Regions from separate parts of the Homo sapiens genome. Here region 1 is linked to region 2. Evidence: read pairs that join two places in POLR2A ChIA-PET (ENCODE). Cell type or tissue: PC-9. All regions are shown on one strand.

Evidence for each region. Peaks named below come from ENCODE experiments on the same cell type or tissue, not always from the same donor. Only the 100,000 strongest peaks of a DNase experiment are listed, where the experiment ranks them.
Region 1: POLR2A ChIA-PET joins it to region 2 with 5 read pairs; 6 of 35 experiments call an interaction of 5 or more read pairs at or near these places.

What each region holds. Positions count from the first base shown.
Region 1 is chr3:187,210,461-187,214,460 of GRCh38, forward strand. No RefSeq gene overlaps it. Among named protein-coding and RNA genes, the nearest start is that of RTP1, 15 kb to the left of the region's middle. In PC-9, no CTCF peak of the experiment used is centred here; a DNase peak (open chromatin) is centred at 1,631.
Region 2 is chr3:187,274,514-187,278,513 of GRCh38, forward strand. The region is part of intron 2 of MASP1 (MBL associated serine protease 1); the gene reads right to left. Among named protein-coding and RNA genes, the nearest start is that of MASP1, 15 kb to the right of the region's middle. In PC-9, no CTCF peak of the experiment used is centred here; no DNase peak of the experiment used is centred here; H3K27me3 peaks cover 1,032 bases.

The sequences.
Region 1 (4,000 bases), 64 kb before region 2:
TTTGAAATGGTTTATTTATTAACTGTAGAGTTATTTATTTTCTTCCCTCATATTTATTTCAAAGCAATGATTTCATTTTTCCAGAAGCACGATGGTCACTCTTCATTCTTCAAAGATAGCTGTTTAAAAACATCTCTTTAAACAGAAAACACCAGTAATTTTCTGGGCTCCCTTCCCATTGGCTGGAATACTCCAGAGGAATTTAGTTCTTTTCCAAGTCCCATTCTGGTTCTCTGTGGGACTCCTAGCTAAGGAATTTCCTTTGGAGTCATTTTTGGCATTGCTTGGGTACTGCCACATGCACCAGGGAAATGAAATCCGCCTGTTATATGACTATGCTGTTACAGAGTCCTGTAGAGGTGGTTGCATTAGTGGTTGTGGTATAGAAGAGCTCATTGGCCTTGGAGTCAGAAAACCTTGGTTTCAGACCTGGTTTAACCATTATCTAGGCTGCTGGCCTTGGGCGACGTAGTCTTTCCTCTCCCCTAGATATCAGTTTCCTTATTTGTAAAGCAATCAGATAAAGTGCCCGAAGGGTCTCTGCCAGCTTTGACCTTAATCACAAACTGCTACTTAGCCCTATTTTGGGGAAGGAGGGGAATTTGGAATGGTGTCCTAACCCTGACCCTTCCAACAGGTCATCTGATTGTTACCCCAGGATTTCAGTCTGCCTAGGTTGATTTGGTGTTTGACCCTCTTATCTGAAACCTTCATAACATCTTTCTTTCCCTTTCTTATCTGGAAACAAACATATGTCTTACTCTCTGACTTTTCTCTAAAGGAATTCAAGTTTTTAAAGGCAGTTACCTTGAGAGGTGTTGTTTTATACAAGAACTTGGGTGATAGTGATGAAATTTCCGTCTTTTTCTTATCCTTTCACTTCTTTTAAAACAAGCTCAATAATCCTACATCACCATCTTAATAGGGTCATAATGATATTTACAGAATGTCGTAAAATATTCCCTATTTTCAAGATTCATTCATTTAATGGATGTTTATTGAGTGCATATTATGTGTCAGATATTTTTCTAGGCACTTGGGGATATGGCAGAGAAGAGCTACTAAATTGCTGTTATTGTGGATAGAGGAGCTAGACAATACACAATGTAAGTTGAGATGTGTGGTATATTAGATAGGGTTACATACTAAGAAGAAGAACAAAGTAGGCAAGGGAGATAGGAAAGGTAGGGAATGAAGTTACAATCTAAATTGGGTAGTGAGGGAAGGCCTTACTAAGAGGATGACACTGGGGGAAAAAAAAGATGAAGGAAACAAATAAGAGGAATGGCAGGTGCCAAGGCCCTGAGGCAGGAGCATCCTGAAATGTTCATACATGAGGAGGCTAATGTGTGCAGTAGGACCAGAGTGGTAACGGGGATCAGGTCACTGTCAGAACACTGGTTTTTAATCTGAATTAGATAGGAAGCCACTGGAGAAGTTGAGTGGCAGGGTGATGTTACCCAATTTACTGTCACCCAGTTGATAACAGACCATAGAGATACAAGAATGAAAGAGGAAATATTAGCCAGGAGGCTCCTGCAGTACTCCTTGCAAGAGGCTGTAGTGACCCGTTCCAGGGTGGTAGCAGCTGTGGTTGAGTCTGGATGTACTTTAAAGGTGGAGCTGAGAGGATTTGCTGGTGACTCAGATGTGCAGTATGAGAGAGAGAGGAGTCAAAGACGCCCCAAGATTTTTGGCCTGTGCAACTGGAAGAATGGAGTGTCTACTTTCTGAGATGAGGAAGGCCGTGAGGAACAAATTTTGGGGCAATATGAGGACCTCAGTTTTGGACATGGGCATTCTGTTAGACATTAAACATGAGAAATGCGAAGGTGGCAGTTGAAATATCACGCCTGTGGTTTAGAGGAGGTGCCCAAGCTAGAGATGAAATTGGAGAGCCATCAGCATTTAGGTGGTTTTAAATGTCATAAGCCTAGATGAGATTATTTAGGGAGTGAGGGTAGAGAGGAAAGAAAAGAGGCCAAAGAGCTGAGCCCAGGGAATCCCCATGTAGAGAGGTTGGAAAAATAAGGAGAAACTAACAGGGAGACTGTGGGGACTGAGGCACAGAGAGCAGGATTCCCTGGGGCTTTCAGAGCTTTGGGAGCAGAGTGAGGACTGGAATCCAGGCCTTCACAACCAGGTTCAGAGCTCTGTCTACTGGCCCAAGGCTCCTTCTCTCTCATGGCACCAGCTACTTCTCGTATTGGAATCTTGCTGATGTCCCTTGCATGGGACACATTGTTTCATCGAATCTGAGCAGGAGGTGGATTTTTGTCTCTATTTTTTTTTCAGTGCACTTGAAGTACTTCATAACTTTAAAATGCACTCAAATGAAAAGACTTGGTGGGAGGCCCAGACTGCTATCATGGATTTGGGCGTCAGACATGCAAACTCAGACCAAAGGGAGATGTTGTCAGAGTTGTTAAAAGAAGGATTCTGTTGTCTTGGATCCCACTGGCAGGCCTGGGCCACACATGAGCATTTAACTGGCAGGGATTAAATAAACCAGATGGTCCCAGGCGATGGGCAAGATGGGATAACGTCACAGGACAAATAGCCCAAGGGGAGAAGAGAGTCCTCACTTTCAAACTAGGTCAGCATCTTCTGAGACCACAGGCCTGGTCTACATCTACACTGTGACCTTCGGATCCCCAGGCTTGCTCTGGTTGGTGCTGGCCTGTTGGTATCCATTGGGGTATCATAACCTCTGACTTTGTAGAGGTCTCCTTTGGGACTGAAAGATGCTGGCAGGGAAGACATGTTTTTGCCCATGCTGATCTGTTTGTCATTCAGACACTCACCCTGGGTACCGTCCAGGCCCCACACACCTTCCCATTGTCATCACACTGCTTTATCCTAATACCCCATTCCTCAGAGAAGACTCCCTTGGTGGCTTTGTGATCTGCCTAGGTGTTGAAATGGTCCTGGTTCTTTTTCCTTATTATCAGAAGCTCATTGCTAGGAATTGAGCTTGTGTTTCTGCATTCAAATGACATTTTTCTTTTCTTCTTGAAAAAAAAAATGCCAACACAGGAAATTGTTGCAAAGGCACTGTTTGTCTCCTTCCCTCAAGTTCAGAGAACCCATGGCTTCCTTTCTATGGACAAGTGCTGGTACCAGTGGGTCACAGAAAGACCAGGGACCTGGGAAACGATTTCTGCTTTTGGGTTTTGGTTTCTGCCCTCTTTTCTCTCTACTTCTCTACTAATTCACTGTGAAGTGTTAACAGAGGTTGAGAATCTGTTAAAAGTGACTTCTCTAAGCCCAGCCCTAGGTTCTCAGAGCCCCCAGAAGGAGATTCCTCTCCTCCCTGTAAGCTGGCCTGCCTCGTTCAGGACCATTAGGTCTCTTGCCTAATGTACTGTAGCCATCTTGAGTCTCCCTCAGTTCACTGCATTTAATGCCTCATTTGAAAGGGAAAGCTGATCACATCTCTCTTTGGTTTAAAATCCTTAGATGGCTCCCTATTCCCAAAAGCAAGCTGTGTATTCAAGGCTTTTTATAATCCTGCACATAGAGATCTTCCCAAATGGTGTGATGTTCTTTCTCCCAAACTGTCTGTCTCTCTAGGGACTATATCATTCAGTTTTCCACAAATGCCTGGTGTCCTTTCATATCTCCGCTTTCTCATATGCTACTCCCCATTGCCTGGGATGCTCCTCCTCCTCTTGGTTTACTACTGCAAGGTAAAACAGTACCATTCTTTCCAGAAAACACTAGTGCAGAAAGGTCTTAGCAATGGTGTTGCTACTGAGAGTCACAAAATAGTTCTGGACCACGGGCTACAATATCAGGGAATCTATCTCATCTCTGTCTCTTGCTGGTTGAGTGACCTAAGTCAGAGGTTGCACACTGGTGGGAGAGCCTATAATAATGACTTTCAAATTGCATGTCCATTAGAATCACCTGTGGATCTTTAGAAAATCCCAGTGCTCAGGCCTTACTCTAGATTGATCATATTTGGATCTCTGTGGTTGAGACACAGACATTGGCATTT
Region 2 (4,000 bases):
CATGAAAAGACCTCAAGTCTATACCTGGCGGAGGAACAGACTTGTTCAAAGTCAGTCAATGGCAGAGCCAGTACTGGGGCCTAGGTGCACTGCTCTTTCCAGGATGGTGTTCTTATTTGTTAATTAGGGTGAAAACCTCCTAACAGAGCTGAGTGAGCCCCTAAGCAGGTATTGTGTACATGCAAATGCTTGGCGCCATAAAGAATGTGGGGGCCTGAGAAACAGCTGGTGGGGGCCAGAGAAACAGCTGGCAGGTCCTAAGAGTCCAAGAATCCCACTGCTGCCAGGAAGGATTGCCCATTCTCGGGAGGGCTCTGGACAGAAAAGGGCAGCATGAGCAGAGGGAGAAGAAAGAGCTGGCAGGGGAGGGGTCCTGCCAAGAGCCTGGGAAGCGGGCATCCCGCAGGTGGGAAACCAGCAGTGCCCACCGTCTCAGAGGGAGCTGGGCTTGGGGGGTGGGGTGGGAGGGAAGAGTCTGGAATTGTGTCTGGGAGGGAGAGCCAGGGAGGATTGGCACTGTTTGGCCTGAGAATGGCTCAGACTCCCCCACCTCACCCCTTCTGGGACTCCAGAGCTGAGCTCATTCATATGCAAATCCCTTCAGCAACTTGGAGGCTGGGCCCCAAACAGTTCAGGACGGGAAAATAGCCTGAGGATGGGAAACACAAAGGGTTGCTGTGTTCTTCTGCGGCAGAAGCTGCGTGGCTCCAGGTGTGTCATAGCCAGGACGTGGGTGAAGGCAGTGATGAGGCTTGTGCTGAGTGGACAGAAGGGGCCGCCTTGGGCCAGTGTCTTCCAGCAGAGTTTCAAGGATTGTGAGCTGCTGTGTTCCTGTGACACTGCCCAGGACCTTGCCCTGACTCAGGCTAAACTTATATCCTCAAATCTTTGCACAGAAATCCTACAAGAGTGCTGGAATAAGGACCAACTGTCATAGCTCTGCCACTCATACCTCAGGGGTCACTTAAACCTCCCCAGGCGGTAGGTGTGCTGGAGCCGGCAGCTCACACCAGTTTATAAGAGCCAACTGTCAGCTTTTCAGAGATTTTGCTACCCTGTTGTTAAATCCAGCCATCATCAAGTTTCATAAACTTAAAATTAAGTACATTCTATTAGAAACCAGTTCTATGAAAACCAGTTCTGTGAAAACTCATTACTTCCTAATTATGTGATTGTTCTATGCTCTATGCTCTGCGGGCTCTCTGTGTCTGTGCTATCTGAATGTCGAATGATAAGCCACTGCGCATCTCTTTGCCCCCATTCCCTGCCCCCACCCCCCAATCTGGTTGTTAGCACCCATGCCCCTGTCTCCAGGGCACAGTTTTCACAAACGTAAAAAGTGGACATTAATACTCTGAGCATCAGGTCAAATGAGATTCGGGGCATGAAAGCAGCTTGTAAAGCCTGCCATTGGCTGGCAGCATTTAACAGGAACCCTGTTTTCCAGTCTCCCATCCCGCCCCCCATCTGTACCTCTCAGTCTTCATTCATGTTCCTGCCCTCCAGCCACACTGCCATCCTTGCTATTCTTCAAACACACCAGGCACTTTCCACCTGAGGGCACTGAATGTTCCCTCTGGTTAAAGTGCCCCCCAGGGTAGCCCCCCCAACAAGAAAGCCACATGGCTAACCTTACCTGCTTCAAGTGTTTGCTCAAATGTCACTCTCTCAATGAGCACCATATTTAAATCAGAGCCCCCATCTCAACTCATGCAGAGCCCTGCTCTATTTTATTTTTGTCCATAAACTTATTACTTAGTACATAATTTAGTTATGTATTATGTTTAGTGTTTATTGTCTGTTTATCCCAGTGCAATGTAAGCCTCACTTCAGAGATTTCTATCTGTTCTAATTACTGCTGTACCCTAAGCTCTAATAAATTGTAGGCACTGGATGAATATTTGTTGAATAAATGAATACCTCTTCGTCCCTTAACTTTTCCCTTTATAAGCACATCGAAGTAAAGTCAGGCACTGCTCTTCACCAAGGTGTTTTCAACAGCAACCTGTAATATACTCAAGCACAGAGATATGCACCCCATGTGCACCCACACCTGGGACCTTCCCAGCTCACACTCACCCACATGCTCTTCCTCAGCACTGCGAGCTTCCTTTTGTTTTCCATCACCCTGAAGCCTGTGCTGTTTGCACTTTTGGCATAAAATGAGCTTTCATTACACTTTCCTGAAGCAAGCTCATTTTCATTTTCTAATTCTTCTGAATAAGCTAGAATTGGTGTTTGGGTCCTGGTGTCTCTGGAGTGGGAGAATTCCACCGGAGACTACAATTGAAATTCATGAGAAATGTTTACCCATTTCTCATTTCCTTCTGGGGCCAAGGCCTCCTGTCCACTCCCAGAGAATGAGCAGAGTTATGCAGTAGGTGAAATGAGTTCAGCCGGAAGGTCGAGGGCATGTTCTAAGTAAACACAGAGCATTGCACAGAAATTAGGAGCTTAGGGGTCAGAAGAGTCCCACTTGGGAGCGACTTACCTCTCAATTACACAGCAGGATGCAGACTGACCCAATGTGGCCTGAGGGAAGGGGCATTGGACTGGGAGTCACAGACCATCAGAACTGGAAGGGTTTGGAGAGGCCAGCTGGTCCAGTTCCCTCATCAGGCAGATGGGGAAACTGAGGCCTTGAATGAAGACGTGACTTGCCCAAGCTCTCAGCAGGAGTCAGCAGCTGTTTTCTAGGCCAGAGCCCTTTCCACTGCCAGGAGACATGTGCCTTTTCCTGTTCTGCCCAGGACTGTGCTTTCTACTGGAGAAAACACAGACATAGGCCCTGAACTCATGGGGCTGGCAATCTAGTGGGAATGAGCTTGAGCTCATCAGAAAGGATGTACTACAAGCAGATGATACAAGCACTTGCAGATTCACTGTAGTTCAGACTCCATTTTCTATTATTTTTAAAAAACATTTTTTTCTCTCAAAGGATAAAAGAGAACGTTATTTAAAATAATCTAGACAATATAGGGACCCTCAAGGACCTTCTGTTTTACTAAATTTTATGAAATCATCTTGACAAATAGAGTATTGTTTCAGGAATAATGCATGGCCAGGAAACACAACAGGACCCCTTCCACAGTAAAGCCTGTTCTGAGGAAGGCTGCATGGAGACACAGAACCATGACTTGGGGAGTTAGAAGAGCAGGGATTCAAGCCTGGCTTTCCTGCAGAGACTTGAACAAATTCACTTGTACCTGTTTCCTTTTTTGTAAATTAGGTGCAATAATCCGTGCTCTTCCTATTCCATGGGAATCAAATGAGTTAATAGATTAGAAACTGCTGTAAAATGTGTGTTTCTACAAGGTAAATACAAAGGAGAAATAAATAACCTCCTGCTTTCGAATAGTGCTTTGGAAGCACTTTTCCATAAATTGCTAGAAAAAACTCAGTAACATTAGCAAGGTCATACATAGGCAGTCAGTGGTAGGGTCAGAGTTGATAAGAAAACTGACATTCATTGAACATCTGGTGATACCAGGCAGACACTTTATTACTCATACCATTGCCTTCATTACCACTATAATAGTACTTTTGAGCTAATTAGAGATGTGTTGGACATATGACATTAAAGCATTTACTTCATTTGGCATTCACAGTAAGTCTATGAAATAAGCATCATTATTATCTCCATTTTACAGATGGAGAAGAAAATCTTAGCAAGGTTAAGCAACTGCTCCAGTAAGAAGTGGAGGCAAGACTTGACGCTGGGTCTGAATGACTCCAAAGTTTGAGCTCCCAACCACTGAGCACAACTGCGTTTTGCAGTACTGATTCCACTTAGACCCTCATGTCATTCAAATCCTCCCACAACCTGTGAGGAAGACGTTGTATTCATTAGGAACTCTTCCTTTCAACTGATGACAAAACCATTGCTGAGGGAGATCAAGGAGCTTCACCAAGGTTCCTCACTCAGATGGTGGCAGAGACAGAATTTAATCCTCACTGTGTTAATCCTCTCTCCATCACTGTCTCTGTGCTCTTTCTACAC